Regions from separate parts of the Homo sapiens genome. Here region 1 is linked to region 2. A link is an interaction called in ENCODE POLR2A ChIA-PET data of the cell type or tissue named here. Cell type or tissue: Caco-2. All regions are shown on one strand. Links, peaks and the distances in the headings refer to the core of each region. The heading gives the core; the rest is flanking DNA.

Region 1 (5,373 bases), core at 188-5,187, 240 kb before region 2:
GATCTCAGCTCACTGTAACCTCTGTCTCCCAGGTTCAAGCGATTCTCCTGCCTCAGTTTCCCAAGTAGCTGGGATTACAGCTCTCTACCACCATGCCTGGCTAATTTTTGTGTTTTTAGTAAAGACACCTGGAACTCCCAAAGTGCTGGATTACAAGTGTGAGCCACTGTACCCAGCCATTAAGCATTAACTGGGAAGGCCCTGGGGCCACTGGCCAGCACCAGTTTGTGAGGGCAGAGCCAGAAAAGCCCAGGCTTAGAAGACTTTTTACACACACACATAACGCATCCTGATTCTGGAAAGTGGAGATGCTGTCACTGCTCTCACAGAACTAAGCCAAGGACCTCACCTGTCATTTAGGTGTCAGGCCTCTGGCAGGGGCAGCCAAAATGCTCTAGGACCACAGAGCTGCAAGCCAGTAAGGCTTCCTAGAGGAGGCGGCATCATCTGATCCAAGAATGGGGTGATGGGTGGCATGAGAAAATGTCAGGAGGTGCTGGGGATAAAGCAAGATGAGCAAGCAGAGAACAGGAGTGGGTGGGTACAGATGGATCAGGGGAGGGGTATGGGTGAAGAGTGTACAGGGTGAGCCCCAGAGCCGTGCGTGTGCCCACTCAGGACAGCCATAGTCTGCTGCTGCCTAGAGAAAGGGGCTGGCTCAACCCTAGCTCCCAAATCTTTTTCCTATGACTTTTTCCTTTGTCCTTATCTCTTTCCTGAACTATCCAGATATCTTCCTGCCTCCTGCCTCTAGGGCAGCCCAAATGCTCATTGCTGCCCCATCCCTCTGGGCTGAAGGAGCAAACGCCTGGAGGCTGGAAAGAGAAAGGTGTCTGCAGGGAACAAGCCGCTGTCCTGTGGTGGGTGCAAATTGGTATGCTCTGTTCACGCAGAAACCCAGCAGTGTGTACCTGCTGTAGGCAAGGCCTAATAGGAAGCGCGAAAGGAGTTTCTGTCCCATGGGAGGAAAAGACGTGAGTCCTGTGTGTTCTCCAGCAAAGGTAGAGGGTGAGAGGACCAGAGGCCCGCACAGGGGGCATGGCTGGGAGTGCAGGGGCAGGGGGGGAGTCCGGGAGGATGGAGGGACACAACTGGAGTGGGTGCTGGGTCGACTTCATGCATTCCTTCAGAATCCCTGGCCACATCTCTGCCTTGTTGGTTTTGTTTGTTTTTTCAGACAGGGTCTCACTCTGTCACCCAAGCAGGAATGCAATGGCGTGATCTCAGCTCACTGCATGCAATCTCTGCTTCCTGGGTTCAAGTGACTCTTGTGCCTCAGCCTCCCGAGTAGCTGGGATTGCAGGCATGCACCACCATGCCTGGCTAATTTTTTGTATTTTAATAGAGACGGGGTTTTGCCTTGTTGGCCAGGGTGGTCTCAAACTCCTGACCTCAGGTGATCCACCCACCTTGGCCTTCCAAAGTGCTGGGATTACAAGCGTGAGCCACCACTCCCGGCCTGAATTCTTTCTTGATCAGATGTCTTCTGTCTATCCACTCTGGCTCTGTCTACTCCCTTCCCAACACATGCTCTATTTTAGGTAACCATGGTAGTTTTGTTTTGTTTTGCTTTTGCTTTTGTTTTTGGAGATGGAGTTACACTCTGTCTCCCAGGCTGGAGTACAGTGGCACGATCTCGGCTCACTGCAACCTCTGCCTCCTGGGTTGAAGTGATGCTCCTGCCTCAGCCTCCTGAGTAGCTGAGGTTACAGGTACCACCACCATGCCTAGCTAATTTTTTGTATTTTTAATTCAGATGGGTTTTACCAAGTTGGCCAGGCTGGTCTTGAACTCCTGACCTCAAGTGATCTGCCCGCCTTGGCCTCCCAACGTGCTGGGATTACAGGCATGAGCCACTGCACCTGGCCAACTGTGGTAGTTTTTAGATTTTTTTGTACAGAGGGGGTCTCACTCTGTTGTCCACGCCGGTCTCAAACTCCTGACCTTAAGTGATCCTCCCTTCTTGGTTTCCCAAAGTGCTGGGATTACAGGCATGAGCCACTGCTCCCAGCTGCTGGTGGTTTTAAAAGCTAGGATCGGCTGGGCGCCGTGGCTCACGCCTGTAATCCCAGCACTTTGGGAGACCGAGGAGGGCAGATCACAAGGTCAGGAGATCGAGACCATCCTGGCTAACACGGTGAAACCCCGTCTCTACTAAAAATAGAAAAATTAGCTGGGCGTGGTGGCGGGCGCCTGTATTCCCAGCTACTCAGGAGGCTGAGGCAGGAGAATGGCGTGAAGCCGAGATCCCGCCACTGCATTCCAGCCTGGGCAACAGAGCCAGACTCCGTGTCAAAAAAAAAAAAAAAAAGCTAGGATCCCTCCACCCCCCTCTCCTTTAAATGTCTGTCTTGGCTACTTTCTTCTAAGTCACTAGGAGATGGTAAAAGCAATACCGCAAGACTTCCGAGGCTAGGGCACAAAACGATAGCTTCTGCGTGGCGCTCCCTCTCTCCCAGATCCCTTGCTCTGTGGGAAACCAACCCCCAAGGCCTGAGGACACCCAAGCAGCCCCATGGAGAGGCCCATATGGAGAGGAACTGAGGCATCCCACCCTCAACCGGCAGAGCGGGGCTTTGAAAACAGATCCTTTCGCCCCAGGCAAGCCTTCCAATGGATTGCAGCCCCAGCCAATGCCTTGAACTGCCAAGTTCAGCCACACCTAAATTCCTAACCCATAGGAACTGTGAGAGATAATAAAAGTTTGTTGTTGTTTCAAGCCACTAAGATTTGGGGTAATTTGTTATGTAGCAACAGATAAGGAATGAAATGACCCTGCCATTTATCATTGAGACGGGAACAAACATTTTTTAGAATAGCAGGAAGTACTTAAAATAATTACTAGGTTGGCCAAGTGCAGTGGCTCATGCCTGTAATCCCAGTATGCCTGTAATCCCAGCAAGCCTGTAATCCCAGCACTTTAGGCTGATCGCTTGAGCTCAGGAATTGGAGACCAGCGGAGGCAACATGGTGGGACCCCGACTCTGCAAAAAATACAAAAAAATTAGCTAGGTATGATGGCGCCTGCCTGTGATCCCAACTACTTAGGAGGCTGAGGTGGGAGGATTCCTTGAGCCTAGGAGGTAGAGGTTGCAGTGAGCCGAGATTGCACCACTGTACTCCAGCCTGGACAACATAATGAGACTCTGTCTCATCATCATCATCATCATCATCATCATCATCTTAACAATAATAACAACAACCTGCAGACAATAGGGCAAACCTGACTATGTGATCATGCTACCTTTAGTCCAGCCAGAGAACTCTCATGAGTCCTTAAACCTAACACAGACACTTCTTGAGGTCGGCTTCAGCATCCTCTCCTCCAGGAAGCCACCCTGGTGCCTGGTGAGTGGCTTCCTGGGATCACCCATGCCTCAGGGTGCAGGATGAGAGGGCTGGTCCTGATCCCCTTCTGTCCTCACCCCCAGGTCCATGTCCAGGGCTTAGGACCGGTCGTCCCTCGGTGTTGACTTATCTCCCAGGGATCAAAAAAGTCAGTTGTAGCTGGGCGCAGTGGCTCACGCCTGTAATCCTGGCACCTGTGGGAGGGCCAAGCAGGTGCATCACCTGAGGTCAGTAGTTCGAGACCAGCCTGGCTAACAAGGTGAAGCCCCGATTCTACCAAAAATACAAAAATTAGCCGACGTGGTGGCGGGCGCCTGTAATCCCAGCTACTCAGGAGGCTGAGGCAGGAGAATCACTTGAACCCAGAAGGCAGAGGTTGCAGTGAGCCAAAATCATGTCACTACACTCCAGCCTGGGCGACAAGAGTGAAACTCCATCTCAGAAAAAACAAAAACAAAAACAAAAAAACCTTGTAAAAGGTTTAATTGGTCTCTTCTGAGCCTGCACACAGCTGGAAAGGTTTTCTCTTATAACAGATCTGCAGTATGAGAAACCAGCCCAGTTGCATCCGCGCTGGGCCAGTGGGATTCTGGGTGTCCAAGGTCCCTGTGGGCCATCCACGGTGCTAAATTAAAACTTTTTGAAAAACATTCTTTTTTTTTTTTTTTTTGAGACAGAGTCTGGCTCTGTCCCCCAGGCTGGAGTGGAGTGGTGCGATCTTGGCTCACCACAAGCTCTGCCTCCCGGGTTCACACCATTCTCCTGCCTCAGCCTCCCGAGTAGCTGGGACTACAGGCACCTGCCACCACGCCCGGCTAATTTTTTTGTATTTTTAGTAGAGACGGAGTTTCACCATGTGAGCCAGGATGGTCTTGCTCTCCTGACCTCGTGACCCGCCCGCCTCGGCCTCCCCAAAGTGCTGGAATTACAGGCATGAGCCACCGCACCTGGCCTGAAAAAAATTCTTGAGACAGGGTCTCACTGTGTCACCCTAGTTGGAGTGCAGTGATGCAATCCCAGCTCACTCCAGCCTCGATTTCTCAGGCTCCAGCAATCCTCCTGCCTCAGCCCCACTGAGTAGCTGGGACTGCAAGCACTCACCACTACACCCAGATAATTTTTGTTTTTTTTGTAGAGATGGGGTCTTGCTATGTTGCCCAGGCTGGTCTCGAACTCCCGGACCCAAGTGATCCTCCTGCCTCAGCCTTCCAAAGTGCTGGGATTACAGGTGTGAGCTACGGTGCCTGGCCTAAATGGAAAACTGGTGTCTAGGTGCCATATATACTCAGGCTTGCCCTCACCATAACACATTGAACATACTCCAACCTCTGAGCTAGATCTCTGCTCGAAAACCTGAGGTTTTGCTTGCACACCCCAATTTTTTTTTTTTTTTTTTTTTTTGAGACAGGGTCTTGCTGTCACCCAGGCTGGAGTGCAATGGTGCGATCTTGGCTCATTGCAACTTCCATCTCCTGGGTTCAAGCGATTCTGGTCCCTCAGCCTCCCGAGTAGCTGGGATTACAGGTGCACGCCACCACACCTGGCTAATTTTTGCATTTTTAGTAGAGATGGGGTTTCATCATGTTGCCCAGGCTGGTCTTGAACTCCTGACCTCAAGTGATCCACCAGCCTCGGCCTCCCAGAGTGCTGGGATAACAGGTATGAGCCACCGCGCCTGGCCATGCACCCACATTTACAGCAACCTTATTCACTAAGGCCTAAAGGTGGAAGTGACCCAGGTGTCTACTGATGGATGAACAGATCAACAAAATGGGATGTATTCACACAGAGGAATATTATTCAGAGGGGAAAAAGGAAGGAAATTCTGACACATGCTACAACATGAATGAACCTTGAAGACATCATGCTGAGTGAAATAAACTAGTCACAAAAGAACAAATACTGCATGAGATCCCACTTGTATGAAATACCTGGTGTAGCCGGAGTCATAGAGACAGAAAGAATGGTGGTTGCCAAGAGCTGGGGAGTTGGTGTTTAGTGGGTATGGAGTTCCTGTTGGGTAAG
Region 2 (5,373 bases), core at 225-5,224:
ATTTATGATCCTTTTGAAGATAATTCATGACATACTAAAATGTTTTAAAACCTAGGCTGAAAATAATGACATCTGTTCCCAATACTTTCCTATTAAAAATGTGCTGGACATCTGGAATGCTGATAATTCAATAAATAATGCCTACCAGGTTCATTACGCATAGTTCATTTGCCTTCGTAGTAACATTTAACTCCTGAGATTGGTCTGTAAGTTGTATTTTCCCCAATATTTGGTAATAATGACAACAATGTAGAATAACTAAAAACAAAAAACAAGCATGCAGCTTTTTTTCATTTTTTTTTAAATTTTTAATTAATTCTTTTTTTTTTTTTTTTTTTTTTAAGACAGTCTCGCTCTGTCACCAAGGCTAGAGCACAGTGGTACGATCTCGGCTTACTGCAACCTCCACCTCCTGGGTTCAAGTGATTCTCCTGCCTCAGCCTCCCGAGTAGCTGGGATTACAGGAATGTGCCACCATGCCTGGCTAATTTTCATATTTTTAGTAGAGACAAGGTTTCACCATGTTGGCCAGGCTGGTCTCAAACTCCTGACCTCAAGTGATCTGCCCGCCTCAGCCTCCCAAAGTGCTGGGATTACAGGTGTGAGCTACCGTGCCGAGCCTAATTCTTTTCTGTAAGTAGCTTTTGAGACAGGGTCCTTGCTGTGTTGCCCAGGTTGGAGTAGTGGCATGATTACAGCTCACTGCAGCCTCAACCTCCTGGGCTCAAGCAATCCTCCCACCTCAGCCTCCTGCGTAGCTGGAATCACAGGTGTGCGCCACTATACCTGGCTAATTTTTCTATTTTTTGTAGAGATGGGGTCTCGCTACGTTGCCCAGGACTAACATGCTTCTTCATCACAGGCACTCAGCAGCACAAAGACTCTCGTCCTGAATCATTTCCCTTCCCCTAAATGAAACCTTGCTTCTTACCTCGTGACTGTAAGAGGCGGGGTTTCCGAGACGAATGTTTGAAGTGGGACTGGGTGGCCTCGTGATGAAGGTCAAAGCTCGAGGACTCCTGAACTGGATCCAGAGGCACCATCCCCCTTGCGAGCATCTCAGGTCCATGAACTTGACCTGGGACCTGAAGACAGACAGGTTGGGCTTGTGGGTAAATCACTTTGTAAATGGGAATTAAAATATTTAAAAACAGACCATGAGTATGCCAGTGGATGCAGGAAGAAAGCCAGAACATTTTTAAGACAGAGTAACCACCTAATAACCTAAAGCCTGCCAATACTTCTCCTGGCTCCAGTTTCAACGTCTGTGCCCTGCTCACACATAATAGGTTTCACCTCTTTTTACCTGTTGTCCTGATAAATCAAGCTCCAAGTCTTCTAGAAGGGTCACGGCCTCCTCTCCACTATCGGGGCGGTATTCCTGCAGCCAGACCTGGAGCTCCTTGGGCAGGATGGAAAGAAACTGCTCTAGCACCAGAAGCTCCAGGATCTGTTCCTTGGTGTTTATTTCTGGCCGCAGCCACTGATGACAAAGTTCCTTCAGCCGACTGAGAGCCTCTCGGGGCCCAAAAGTGTTCTGGTAACAGAAGCGCCTGAAGCGTTGGCGGAATATCTCTGGGTCTGGAGGAGGCGTGTCCTGTAGGGTGGAATCCTGCCCCCACATGTGGTCTTCCTCATCTTCCTCTTCCACCTTCACTATTACGATACCATCCTTCTCCTGTGCAGCCTGTGGGGACAGACCCGTGGCTTCCCGTGATTCAGCAGTCATCATTCAGGCTCCAGGAACTGACTTGATCCAAACAGGGTCTGTGCTCACCTTTATGTCCTGGGAGGTTTTATGATGTGTTTCTTTACTATTCCTGAAGTATAAAAAAAAAGTCATTAGTACGTACCTTTACAAAAAGTGATCTGTGCTGCTAACACTTTATAGGAGGCAGCACATCGAGGCACTATCAGAACGCTCCTGAGGCCGGGGGTGGTGGCTCACGCCTGTAATCTCAGCACTTTGGGAGGCCGAGGCAGGCCAATCGCCTGCGGTCAGGAGTTCAAGACCAGCCTGGCCAACATGGTGAAACCCCGTCTCTACTAAAAATACAAAAGTCAGCAGGGCATGGTGGCAGGCGCCTGTAATCCCAGCTACTCGGAAAGCTGAGGCAGGAGAAACGCTTGAACCCAGGAGGTGGAGGTTGTAGTGAGCCGAGATTACGCCACTGCACTTCCTACCTGGGAGACAAGAAGTTAAACTCCGTCAAAAAAAAAAAAATCCTGACAAATCGAGGAAAAAACTGTACAATCTCCACTGTCACTTCATATATCAAGATTTGCAAACAGAAACCTCAAACAGGCCGACTCCACCCTCAGGGTGTTTGCTTGGAGTCAGAGTGATTTACCTGCAGGTTGACAGCAGGTTACGAAATGGAGCATTAACAGTGCCCAGCCCAGAGAGCTGAATGTTAGCAGAGTGCCAGGTGCCAGGCTTAAAGCAGTACACGCACCATCTTCTTTTGTCCCTACAACAGCCCTAGCAGGTCGGCCAAACTGTTAAGTGCTGTTTTACAAATGACATAACTGAGGGTTAGGTTTGCTCAGTAGTAGGTGGCTGCCTACTGGAGTCAATATTCAACCAAATTTGAAGCCCTGGGACCTACTTTTGTACCATCCAGCTACTTTTGCTATTTTTATGAGTGACTTGGGCAGTTAAATTGTGGTTTCCAAAGTACAAGATGATCCGCAAAGGATACAGAAAGAAAATAATTGGAATGTCTGTATCTTAAAAGAGAGAGAAATTAAGCTATAAATTGACACTAATACACTTACTTAGTCTGTGCTGACCTGTCACAGGTGTTGTTCATTTTAGACATTGTGATGTAGACTGGTTTATCTGAGACCAGTTATGTGAAATAATGGATTTCTAAATCTAGCTTTGGCTGGGCGCAGTGGCTCATGCCTATAATCCCAAAACTTTGGGAGGCCAAGGCGTGCGGATCACGAGGTCAGGAGATCGGGACCATCCTGGTCAACATGGTGAAACCCTGTCTCTACTAAAAATAGAAAAATTAGCTGGGCGCGGTGGCGGGCACCTGTAGTCCCAGCTACTTGGGAGGCTGAGGAAGGAGAATCACTTGAACCCAGGAGGCGGAGGTTGCAGTGAGCCGAGATCGCGCCACTGCACTCCATCCTGGCCACAGAGCGAGACTCTGTCATAAAAGAGACAAGCAGCTTTAAAGATTCTTGTGGCCAGATATGGTAGCTCATGCCTATAATTCCAGCCCTTTGGGAGGATGAGGCAGGAGGATGCTTGAAGCCAGAAGTTTGAGACCAGCCTGGGCAACATAGCAAGACCCTGTCCCTATGAAAAAGAAAAAAATTAGCTGGGCATGGGGACTGTGTCTGCAGTCACAGCTACTCAGGAGGCTAAGGTGGGAGGATTGCATGAAACCAGAAGTTTGAGGCTGCAGTCAGCTACGATCACGCCACTGCATTCCAGCCTGGGTGACAGAGCAAAGCCCTATCAGGAAAAGGAAAAAAAAAAAAAAAAAGATTCTTATAGAGAAACTGCAATTACAGGACACACTAATAATATAAACAGATGTGAACAAGAAGAAAATGGCACAGATGAAGCTTCTATCTAGAGTAAGGTTTTAGCCACATTAGGAGGTAAAAACCAATGTCAGTCTAAATCAAAGAAAAAGTCACCAATGAGTAATCAGCTTCTTTAAAGAAAGTGTGAAGAAAGGGCAATTACAGGAACAGCTGTATGAAATGGTTCCATTGTTATGTAATTTAACTGCCAAAAATGATGTCAAGTATCCAGGAAAAACCCATCTATGTTCACATTTTAGAAACTTGGGGCTGGGTGAGGTGGCTCATGCCTGTAATACCAGCACTTTGGGAGGCTGAGGCAGGGAGCAGGGGGCCACCTGCGGTCAGGAGTTCAAGACCAGCTTGGCCATCATCGTGAAACCCCGTCTCTACTAAAAATACAAAAAATTAGCTGGGCATGGTAGCAGGCGCCTGTAATCCCAGCTATTTGGGAGACTGAGGCAGGAGAATCGCTTGAACCCAGGAGGCTGAGGTTGCAGTGAACTGAGATCACGCCATTGCACTCCAGCCTGGGTAACAAAGTGAGACTCCATCTCAAAAAAAAAAAAAAAAAAAAAAGGAAAAAAAAAAGAAACTTGGAAATATTTTCTAACCTGTTTAAAAATCTTTCAAATGAAGAATTTCAGGTGGGTCTTAAGCCTATTTGTTAAAAATATAAAATGCCACCACCTGATTAGTTTGTAAGACTATACCCTGCATTTCAACAACAAAAATTCAGCATGGTTGATAGGTTGGATCAATCACAAGTTACTAAGCAGAACTGACACTGTGATTCTTCCATCTGAAGCTACAAATCTTTCTGAATTTATTCTTTTCACCTCTACAGCCATCAAAACTAAGCATCAAATTGAAGTTTTAGAAACAGACCATTAAACTGCTTTATCATGATGGGTTAAACCGAGTTTTAAACTAGCAAAAGCATTTTTAGTTTTATGGCTCTCACTAAACATATTCTTAATTTTGGTGAAAAAGGGATCATGTACATATAACAGCACAAAAATTATATATACATATATATTGAAACGGAGTCTTGCTCTATCGCCCAGGCTGGAGTGCAATGGCATGATCTCAGCTCACTGCAACATCCGCCTCTCGGGTTCAAGTAATTCTCCTGCCTCAGCCTCCTGAGTAGCTGGGATTACAGGCCATACTTATTTTTTTTAATCTAGTTCCATGAAGTCCAGCTTCCTTTCTTTGGTTCCCTGCCTTCATTTTCTCCCTTCTCTCCCACAATCCACCTTTCAGATTATTCTTTCTAAAACTCTACAGCCTTGCAGTTAATACTTTCCAGTGCCTGGTCCCAATTTTCCCTCAAGCTTCTTTTCCCATCAATCCCCCCATAAACCTTCCCTATGCAACAAAAGCCCTCTCATCAGTATTTCCTATATATGCCTTGTATTTTGACTGCCATCCTTTCCTCACATCACACTCCATGCCTGGGACTTCCCCCCGCAGTCCTCTCTGCCTTTTCAAATCCTACTTAACCTTTAAAGCTAGCTAAAACGCGACTTGCCTCTTATCACTGTTCAAGAACCCTCTCATAACTATAACAGTAAGAGCCAATGTTTACTGAGTGCTTTCTAGGTACCGGGTATTTAAGCATTTTCACTTGACCACATAACAATCTTAGCAGGTAGCTACACTTATCATCTCACTGTATAAAGAACTGAGAGGCTGAGCGCAGCGGCTCATGCCTGTCATCCCAGCACTTTGGGAGGCCAAGGCAGATAGATAACCTGAGGTCAGGAGTTCGAGACCAGCCTGGATAACATGGCAAAACCCCATCTCTACTAAAAATACAAAAATTAG

The links. Peaks named below come from ENCODE experiments on the same cell type or tissue, not always from the same donor. Only the 100,000 strongest peaks of a DNase experiment are listed, where the experiment ranks them.
Region 1: POLR2A ChIA-PET joins it to region 2 with 8 read pairs; 2 of 35 experiments call an interaction of 5 or more read pairs at or near these places.

Annotation. Positions count from the first base shown.
Region 1 is chr7:100,262,217-100,267,589 of GRCh38, reverse strand. It overlaps LOC105375426 (a long non-coding RNA gene), which reads left to right and starts at 106. Exons shown (of 2, transcript XR_927809.2): 1 at 106-974; 2 at 2,460-2,723. It also overlaps the pseudogene CASTOR3P. In Caco-2, for the core only: no CTCF peak of the experiment used is centred there; DNase peaks (open chromatin) are centred at 869 and 2,549.
Region 2 is chr7:100,019,866-100,025,238 of GRCh38, reverse strand. ZKSCAN1 (zinc finger with KRAB and SCAN domains 1) reads right to left here. Exons shown (of 6, transcript NM_003439.4): 2 at 1,307-1,820; 3 at 932-1,085. The coding sequence starts at 1,732. Among named protein-coding and RNA genes, the nearest start is that of ZKSCAN1, 7.0 kb to the right of the region's middle. In Caco-2, for the core only: no CTCF peak of the experiment used is centred there; a DNase peak (open chromatin) is centred at 2,338.